2 separate regions of the Homo sapiens genome follow, and region 2 is linked to region 1. The links are chromatin loops, found by intact Hi-C in ENCODE. Cell type or tissue: IMR-90. All regions are shown on one strand. Region 1 overlaps DMD (dystrophin). Region 2 overlaps DMD (dystrophin).

What was found. A loop is a pair of places that touch in the nucleus more often than their neighbours do. Peaks named below come from ENCODE experiments on the same cell type or tissue, not always from the same donor. Only the 100,000 strongest peaks of a DNase experiment are listed, where the experiment ranks them.
Region 2: a loop joins it to region 1, with 2.5 times the contacts of the local background. A loop is called at or near these places in 2 of 110 quality-filtered maps.

Annotation. Positions count from the first base shown.
Region 1 is chrX:31,218,810-31,223,809 of GRCh38, forward strand. DMD (dystrophin) reads right to left here. Exons shown (of 79, transcript NM_004006.3): 64 at 4,238-4,312. Among named protein-coding and RNA genes, the nearest start is that of FTHL17, 150 kb to the left of the region's middle. In IMR-90, no CTCF peak of the experiment used is centred here; a DNase peak (open chromatin) is centred at 2,572; H3K27ac peaks cover 592 bases.
Region 2 is chrX:31,314,453-31,319,452 of GRCh38, forward strand. The region is part of intron 62 of DMD (dystrophin); the gene reads right to left. Among named protein-coding and RNA genes, the nearest start is that of FTHL17, 240 kb to the left of the region's middle. In IMR-90, no CTCF peak of the experiment used is centred here; no DNase peak of the experiment used is centred here; H3K27ac peaks cover 320 bases.

The DNA of each region.
Region 1 (5,000 bases):
TTGAACCCCTTTATTTCTGAAGACCTGGCAGCCAGGGTTCACGGTCCTTCTCTTTTGCCCAGTTCTCGCTCCAATTCTGCATGATTTCAACATTGGCATGGGGGACTCATGCATCATTCTAGCCTCTCAGTTCCTTAACTTGCTATTTCACCTCCATGGAAATTCACATCCACTCTACCTCTGCCACCTACTCAAATGGCTATATCCTAGATCTAATCACCTGAAACTGTTCCACCTTCAAAATAATGTTCATCTATGATTCTCTCTGACCACAACTTCTTGACCTTCAGTTCCTTTACTACTTCTTCCCCTACCTCCCTGAAGAGTTAGCATTTTCATCCCTCTACCTCCTAATTACCAGTTTCCATATGCGTTCACAGCTTCTCCTACCCAACAGGGACTTGTCAGTATCATTTTAATCAATCTTTTGCCCAAATCCTCACTTCTCTTGCCCAGCTGTTCCCTCCCTACCCCAGGACAGAAGCATCTGGCTCCCAAGTGCTAAGCGTGCCTGGGGAAATACCACACCCCTGCAGATTGGAGCTACCGTGAAACACTCAGCCGCCTCTGGGTTCACACAGCTGGTTTTCAACTCCGCCCTCTCTCTTATTCTCCACAAAGATAAGCCCAACTTCATCATCTCCTGCTGTTAACTGCGTTGCAGGGACTCTCCACTCCATACAAAAAATGGAAGCCTTTATAGTAAGACATCCTTCACCTTGCTGCTACCTGGTTTCTTAGTTACCTGGACCTGCCCAGATCCTTCCCTCTACCCCACCCATTACAGTGGAAGAGAGGTATCTCTTCCCTCCCTTGGGCTCTGGATTACCTGCCCGTATTCTCTGAGAACACCCATTATTTATCATCTCCTCTTGGGCCAATAATTGTAATCTCACCCTGTCTTCTCATACTCATATAAATACATTCCCACGAATACTATATGTTTGGCCTGCATTTGATTGAAAAAAATCCACGTAAGTTGACCCAAGCAGTTCAAACCCATGTTGTTCAAGGATCAATGTATACACACACACACACACACACACACTTATATACACATATTGTGCCACATAATGACATTTCAGTCAACAATGGACTGCCTATATGACAGCGAGCCCATGAGATTACACTATTATATATTTTTACTGTATCTTTCTATGTTTAAATACGTTTCGATACACAATACTTACTATTGTGTTCCAACTGCCTACAGTATTCAGAACAGTCACGTGCTGTACAGGTGTATAGCCTAGGAGCAATAGGCTATCCCATACAGCCTAGGTGTGTACTAGGCTATACCATCTAAGTTTGTGTAGTACTCTCCTATATTGACATAACAACAAAGTTGCCTAACAACACATTTCTTAGAACATATCCCCATTGTTAAGCAACACGTGACTGTACATACATTTCCATTAACTCCTCAGCCCCCTCCAACTAGCTACCACCCCACTCTTCTCCCCTTCATAAGTAAATTTCTCCAAGAATCATTCATACCTTCTCTAATTCTCCACTTTTGGTTCACTTTTGAACTCACCACACCACTTCCACTGTGCCTCTAAAATCTCACCAAAGTTACTAGGGACCTTCCTGTTGCTAAGTCCAATGGGCATTTTCCGCAACTTTATGCTGACATCCCAGCAACATCTGACCCTGGTAACGGGTTCTTTCTTTCTTCCCATGGAGCATGTGGCATCATAACCTCTTGGAATTTTCCTTCTTTCCTCCTGGCCATTCCTTTGCAGTCCCTTCTGTAGGTTGCTTATCCTGTGTCCTAAATAACTTCCCTTCTCACGCTACACTTTCCTGGAGCTATCCAATCCTCTCCCCCGTTACAAGCAGCACCTACAGGCTCATGATCCCTAAACGTTGTTTGTATATTTCTCCTGAGCACCACAGCTCCGTGTCTAACCTTACCAGACAAGTCCCACATTCACCTGATATTCCAAGCCAAGCACCTAAGTGTCTTCCTTGACTCCCTTTCACCCACCACATCAAGCTTGTCCAACCTGTGGCCCAGGATGGCTTTGAATGAGGCCCAAATGAATTCGTAAACTTTCCTAAAACATTTTTTTTTTTTTTTGCGATTTTTTTTTTTTTTTTTTTTTTTTTAGCTCATCAGCTACCGTTAGCGTTAGTGTATTTTATGTGGGGTCCAAGACAATTCTTCTTCCACTGTGGCCCGGAGAAGCCAAAAGATTGGACATCCCTGCACCACATCAAATGAATCACTGAGGCCTGTCAAATCCACTTCCTAAATATTTCTAAATTCTCTCCACTTATCTCCCTTACTACTCTGCTAATTCAAGCCACCACATTGCTGGTTTAGATTACTGCAACAGGTTTTTCTCCTGTCACTCCCACATCGCACCAATCCATACTCTGTTCCACAGCAAGAATCATCTTTCTAAGCGACAATCTGATTATGTCACCCCCAGGCCAAATCCCCTGACCTCTAAATTCCTTAACTTGGGTTTTAAAAACCTTGCACAATCTGCTTCCTGCTTCTCTCTCCAGCCTATTATTTCACAATAGATCTTTCCCCTGGAATTCTGTGCTTTAGCCATACTGACATATTTTCAGTTCCTGAATGTGTCATGCTTTCTCTGGGCCCTTCAGCACATGCTCTTCTTTCTGACTAGAACGCTCTTCCTAGAGAGAGAGCTGCTTACTCTTCTAGAGTTACCTAGCTTAGACATCACCTCTTCAAACAAACATTCTTTGAATCTCATTCCACACAGTTAGCTGTTCACATAGTACCCCATTGTCCCACTGTTGCACAACTAAATATATGACATTGAAATGGTCTTGGAAATAGAGACAAGATCACTTTATTTTTTTAACCAACTGTAGACATTCTTAATACATTATACATATATTTGCTTATGTCTACAAATTTCATGAACATCCTGGTTATCCCTTGTTAGACTGTAAGTTCCATCAGAGCAGAAACTGTGCCTGTTGGGCCGGGCGCATTGGCTCACGCCTGTAATCCCAGCACTTTGGGAGGCTGAGGCGGGTGAATCACCTGAGGTCAGGAGTTCGAGACCAGCCTGACCAACATGGTGAAACCCCGTCTCTATTAAAAAATACAAAAATTAGGCCGGGCGTGGTGGCTCATGCCTGTAATCCCAGCACTTTGGGAGGCCGAGGAGGGCGGATCACAAGGTCAGGAGATCGAGACCATCCTGGCTAACACGGTGAAACCCCGCCTCTACTAAAATTACAAAAACAAAATTAGCCAGGCGTGGTGGTGGGTGCCTGTAGTCCCAGCTACTCCGGAGGCTGAGCCAGGAGAATGGCGTGAACCCGGGAGGTGGAGTCTGCAGTGAGCCTAGAACGCGCCACTGCACTCCAGCCAGGGTGACAGAGCGAGACTCTGTCTCAAAAAAAAACAAAACAAACAAACAAACAAACAAAAAACAAAAATTAGCCGGGCATGGTGGGGCATGCCTGTAATCCCAGCTACCTGGGAGGCTGACGCAGGAGAATCACTTGAACCTGGGAGGTGGAGGTTGCAGTGAGCCCATATTGCGCCACTCCACTGCACTCCAGCCTGGGCAACAGAGCAAGACTCCATCTCAAAAAAAAAAAAAAAAAAAAAAAAACAGAAAAAAAGAAAAAGAAACTGTGCCTGTTTCATGGGCATATCATCAATGCACACAGACCCTCAGACAATAGTAGAGTTATACATAAACTATTTGATGACATGATAGAGCTGTGTAACACTTCAGGATTTTTCCACAGATGTATGATAAAAAAGGAGGAAAGCAATTCTGTCATTTTTCCTCTACCACTTCATTCATCTGCACGTTAGCATTCAAGCTAATAAACCACACATGTCTATGAAGTTTGGTTTAGATCAGATAGTCATAGTCTTCTAATACTAAGTACATTTTGTAAAAAGAAAAAAAAACAAAGGTAGAACAAGGATTGTGCAAGTTTCACAAAGGTAATTATGGATGCCGATGCCAATGCCAGTAGTTGGAAAATAAAAATTCTCAATATCTTAATTCAACATCAGTAGCTGAGGAATGGTGACAGGAATGATTCTAAAAATAAAACAAAACATTCTAGGCAAACTCTAGGCCAAGGATACATTAAAGAATGAATTATACATTGCAACAGGAATTGTGACAGCTGTTTCTCCCCTCTCTAAGTAAAAATGTACCCAACCTACTTTTTATTCTAAGCAAAGACATAGTATCAAGATCTTCAAATACTGGCCAATACTTACAGCAAAGGGCCTTCTGCAGTCTTCGGAGTTTCATGGCAGTCCTATAAGCTGAGAATCTGACATTATTCAGGTCAGCTGAAAAGAGGGAAAACAAAGAGCATTTGTTATTCCATCAGAAATAACAGACAACCCACCCCCGACGCCCAGTGATTTGCCAATAACTACAACCACCACAAAAATAGCCTAGAAAACATATAGTGTGTATACGCCAAGCTTTCGGAGGTGAAAATTCTGTTAACGTGGGGAAAAGAAAAAATAATTCCTTTTGCCCTTTGACAACCAGGAAGGCTAAGTTCTGTGAAGACTAAAGTGGTATAGCCTGAAGGGCATTCATGTAGTCCTGTTCCCAAGAGGAAAGAGATGGACAGGCATTATTTTTTTCTAGAAAGTAATCTGGATCTACTGTAGTGAATCTTTTCTGCACAAGATTAAAGAGAACAAGAAATACATTATTTAAATAGCTATAAGACCTTAAACAATCAAGTGGCAATATAACATTTTTTCTGACTGTAGAAGTTATACATGCTCACTTTGGGTAACTTAGACATTTAACATATACATATATAATCAAATAAATCATCCACAAGCCCATAAACTCAAAAATAGGCACAACTGGCTGGATTCAGTGGCTCATGCCTGTAATCCCAACGCTTTGAGAGGCCAAGGTGGGAGGACTGCTTGAGGCCAGGAGCTTAAGACCAGCTTGGGCAACATAGTGAGATCCCATCTCTACAAAAAAAGTTTATATAAACCTTTTAAATAA
Region 2 (5,000 bases), 96 kb after region 1:
AGCTGAGAAAGAAAAACAGAAAAAAGCAGTTGAGAGTTTCAGGAAGAGCAGCGAGGCTTTTCAGTTTCATCCCCCCAGGAGTTAATGGTATCACAGAAAACGTGATCATTTGCCGAATGCCGACAGTGAGCTAAGTCTCATCTAGGACCTGCTCTTAGAAGCTTTCCAGAGTCAATATCCAGAGATACTGTTTTTCTATCTTGTACAACGGTTTAAAAAATTTGCAACGTGACAGCACTGATTTATACAATGCACTCACAGTCTATTTCTTTAAAAAAGAATACATACACAGAGAGAGAGAGAGAGAGAGAGAGAGAGAGAGAGAGAGTGTTTTACCGTGTTAACATTTTTCCTGAAGAAAGTATTTAATACCCTCTCCCTACCCCCTACTCCCCCACCCTATCCCCTGGAAGGAAGGAGGGGAAGACTGAATGGGATTTGGAGTTTTCCCACTGAGAAAGGGGCATTTTCTGCAACCAGGTCAGTGTTCAAAGGACTAATGCTCTAAGGAAATTATCCCAAAGAAGAGAGAGGCAGTTCAGGGTTATTAAGTTATTTTAAAACATTGCCTGGGCTGTTGCTGCTGACCTTTGTGAAGGGAACAGGATGCTGCTTCCCAGGGGAACAGAATAAGAAGCAATTAGAGAAGCCTAGGAGAGGCCCGGGAATGTTTGGGAATTCACACATACCCCAAATTACGTGGGAACGCTAAGAATGAAAATAAACTAACTTTGATTAGGGACATATTTGGGTTCTAGAAAATATTCTAAAAATGCAGCTCACACTGGGGCTATATCTCTATGAGTGTTTTCCTAAAAACCTGAACACTCAGTATCTAATAGAGGTCAATAAGACTTCAATCCAGTTTCAGAGGAGAAAAGGAAAGCCAATTAACATTTCTTAAGCAATATTCCTTATGTGTCATAAAGTAGAATGGGTGTCACGTTAAGCAAATGGCTCAAACGAACAGAGTTGGGATATGATACAGTTGTTTCAAATGCAGATTTATTTGATGTGACTACTGGTTTTTTTCTAACACGTGATTATGTAAGAAAGTGCATGTTTAAGAAAGTTAGAAAAAGAAAATGGGGAAATAGCTGAAATAATTTACTCCTCTTCTTTTGGATAAACCAACTTGAATATGTTCTATGCTCATTCTCACATTTCCAAAAGTGCCACGAATGAGGCAGGGAATGCTATACCATGTGTATTATAATACAGGATTATTTTCCCCATACACACATTAAATTTTAGCTGCCACATGTATAGGTGTATGTATATATGTTGCCACCTTTCCACATGACATATGCCATATAGAATGTTACAACATTTTTCTGTAAAATAAAAATGTATCATTGATGACATTCTGTTAAGACTCAGTGGCTACTATATCCTGGCCCAAAAAGTAGGTCCTGTCCACAATGCTCAGTGAAAAACAGTAGTTGATCAATTTAAAGCTCTATTGACCACTAGAAAACCAGAAGAAGCCTCATGAATGATATTTAGGAAAAACAGACTCTAGTTCTACTGAAACAAAGCTAGAGCTGAGAGTGGTCCCAGGCATTATCTAGTTCAACCTTCTCATTGAGGTTGAGCTAAGTTATACTCCTTATCATATTGTTAGATTAAGATAGAACGGAATCTAGAACTCATGTTTTGGTATGTACCATTCATACATCCATGCCAAGGACTGTCCCTTAAGCACCAAACTGTAGGAGCTATGAGAAACTCTATCAAACACTCGGCATGCTTCCTAACACTAAAGTTCATGTCTAGAGGGCATGAGAGATGGATTTGAGTGGTAAATCTAAATTGACACACAAATACTACAAGATTGTTTTGAAGGTGAAATGAGTCAGCAAACTGAAAAGCACATAGAATTACTGACATATGTTCATGAATTCATTCCAATATTTACCAAGTACCTGTTATCTGTGAGGCACTATGCTAGAAAAAGAGATAACAACAGCTATCCTCCTGGAGTCTGTTATTTCAGTCAAGGTGATACAAATCAGCTTATGAAACTACAAAAAAGGATGTGAGGGTTTTTTTCATGAACCTATGAGACACAGATGATATCAACATCTACATCTCCCAACAAGATCTATAAAACCAAAACCAGACTCAGCACTCTGCACAACACTATGGCACCCCTTTCACTCTCTTTCAGTTAATATCTTAACCTGAATTGTTTTCATGATTATATCATCAATAATGTATTACCAACTATTCCTTCATTGTGGTTCCAGAGCTTACTGAGACTCAGGTAACGTGACCTTTGAAACCATCAAATGGCAGAGGAGAAAACACAGCAGAGAAGATTGACCTCTGGGTTATCTTTGTGTACTAAAGCCTTTTGAAAAGTCAGAGCATCAGGCTTTTGGCAGTGATTTCAAAAATTTAATTACCCCGAATCATTCACCAGCATCCTCAAAGACTGACAGATCAAATTAGACAGCTGATTCTCTGTTGCATCCACTTCTTATCATCAATAGTGCTAAATAGTTAAGTGAAACATTTAATATTATTTGTCCTTTCTATCCCGATAAGATTGATGGTGCAATAAGAATCCTCAAGGGCAATATGAAGATTCATTTTCACTTCTCTGGAAAATGATCACAAACAATTTCTATTTCGAAGTCAACATTCACAAAATCAGAAAATGTTAGTACTGGAAATGACCTATGATATCATGTCATTCTGCTTCCTTAAATGACAGAGGGAGAAACTGAGGCCCACAGAAAATAAGCAATTTCCCATTGGTCAAGTATTAATAGCTAGGTGACAGTAAAGCTGGAACTAGAATTCAAGTCTTGCGATGCCTAGCCTATTTAAAATTTCCCCTATTTAATGTTGTCTTAGCTGCTAAAAGGTATATTTTGAAGAAAAATATACATAAGAAGGATCTTACCAGAAATAGCACAAAATTATATACTACATGATGTGTTCACATTGTATGAAAGATTATGACAAAATTCAACTGATTTTCAAACCCAATGTCAGAAGACTTGTATCATTCTTAGAAGAGTGAGGTGTCTGGAATAAGAAATGAGGAAATTTTTTTTTTTTTTTTTTTTTGAGGCAGAGTCTTGCTCTGTCACCCAGGCTGGAGTGCAGTGGCGCGATCTCGTCCACTGCATGCTCCGCTTCCCGGGTTTACGCCATTCTCCTGCCTCAGCCTCCCAAGTAGCTGGGACTACAGGCGCCCGCCACCACGCCCAGCTAATTTTTTGTATTTTTAGTAGAGACGGGGTTTCACCATGTTAGCCAGGATGGTCTCCATCTCCTGACCTCGTGATCTGCCTGCCTCAGCCTCCCAAAGTGCTGGGATTACAGGCGTGAGCCACCGCACCCGGCCTGAGGAAATGTTTTCTATGTTGATATCATACTCCAGTTTCTTTATAATAAGAGCCCATCTCATTGTCAGAAGACGTGTCTACTGCAAACCAGCCAACACAGGGATATTTAACACGTTGATTGCTGTTAAGGCTAAGATGTAGTTAGGCACTGCTCCCTCTGTATATAAATACAGGTACTGAAATAGCAATCAATATTATGAAGGAAGAAATCAACCAACCAAAACTTGAATTGGAGCAATGCCTGGTACCAACAGGGGCTAGAACAAGAATGAGAGCAAGATATGCTTTAAGCATGGGACATATTTGGAATCCGAAAAAATTGCCATGAAAGTAGTAATAGAGGCAATACAGTAGGGGGCAGGGGAAGGTGGTGTCAAGATTCAGATGCTACTGGAGTTAGGGGAACACTGGTACTAAAAACCAGACCAAGATCCGTGAGTTCAAACCAGAATGTAGACCAACAGGATACAGAGAGCCACATATACCAAAAGGTAAATCTAGACAGATGGCCACAGTTCCAGGCAGAGAGTCAAATACTCGTACAAATAGAGCTATAGGAATGGTAGGCCATAAGAAGACAGGACAGTCAGAACCCAAATCAGCAATTTTGTCAGCACAAACAGCAACAGTAACAAGAAATGTTGACTGAAGCAACTGTTAACTTCATCCAATAAGGTTTTATATCGCATTTTGCTAAGCAGGAAGCAGCAGAAAGTTGTGAGCAAAACTCAGATGCAATAAATGGTTGTGGAAACATGCCTGAGATTGAGAGTGAAGAGAAGGGTCGATCAAGGTCATCAGGCAACATATACAGCAATGTATATACAACATTCAAAATTACCAGCAGGAAAAGATAAACACTCCTTTGGACATGAGTTGCTTCTTGAGCATTGCATGTAAAAAAAGCTGAGCAGTTAGCAAGTTCCCAAGAACCCCATCTTTCACTCTTCTGTGAAGGGCTTCAGAGATATTTCGAAAGGGAACCTGATGAAATGCATTACTGCTGATGGAGTCAGCAGGTTTACTCCTGAGTTTCATTAGTGAATTCTTCCCAATATTTAGCAACCACAGCGTCTTTGAAGGAGGAAAGGACCAGCTTGTCTAAAAATCAAATCCTTCCTAAGGGACAGCTGGCAGAAATATAAGGTCAAACACTTTTGCTGGTATTACAGAAAAGTAGCAGAAAACCAACCTTCGGCTAGAACTAATATATGCAGAAGAGGTTATGACCTCAATTGATCTCTCCATTTCTGCACCAATGGGAGACAGCAAATAACATTTACTTTCTTCATGAGTGAGTGGAAACTAGAGACAATGCTAACAAATTTCATAACCAATATTTGGGCCACCCTAGTCACGACATCCCAAAGAAGATATAACAGAGCTGGAAAAGATCCAGGGAAAAACAACTAAGATAATCAAGGGGAAAGCTTATCTTTCCGTCAAGGACAGACTAAAAGACTAAAAAGGATTAGAATTTCTCAGACTGGGAAGATGAAAATGAAAAGCATTAGTAGGGGAATGTGAGGCTAAAGTCGACTCTGGATAAATATAAATGTTTTTACTGAATTTCAAAGAATTTAATTAAGGCCATTCCTTGAGGTTAAAGGATGCAGATTCAAGAGAAATTAAAATGCCTAT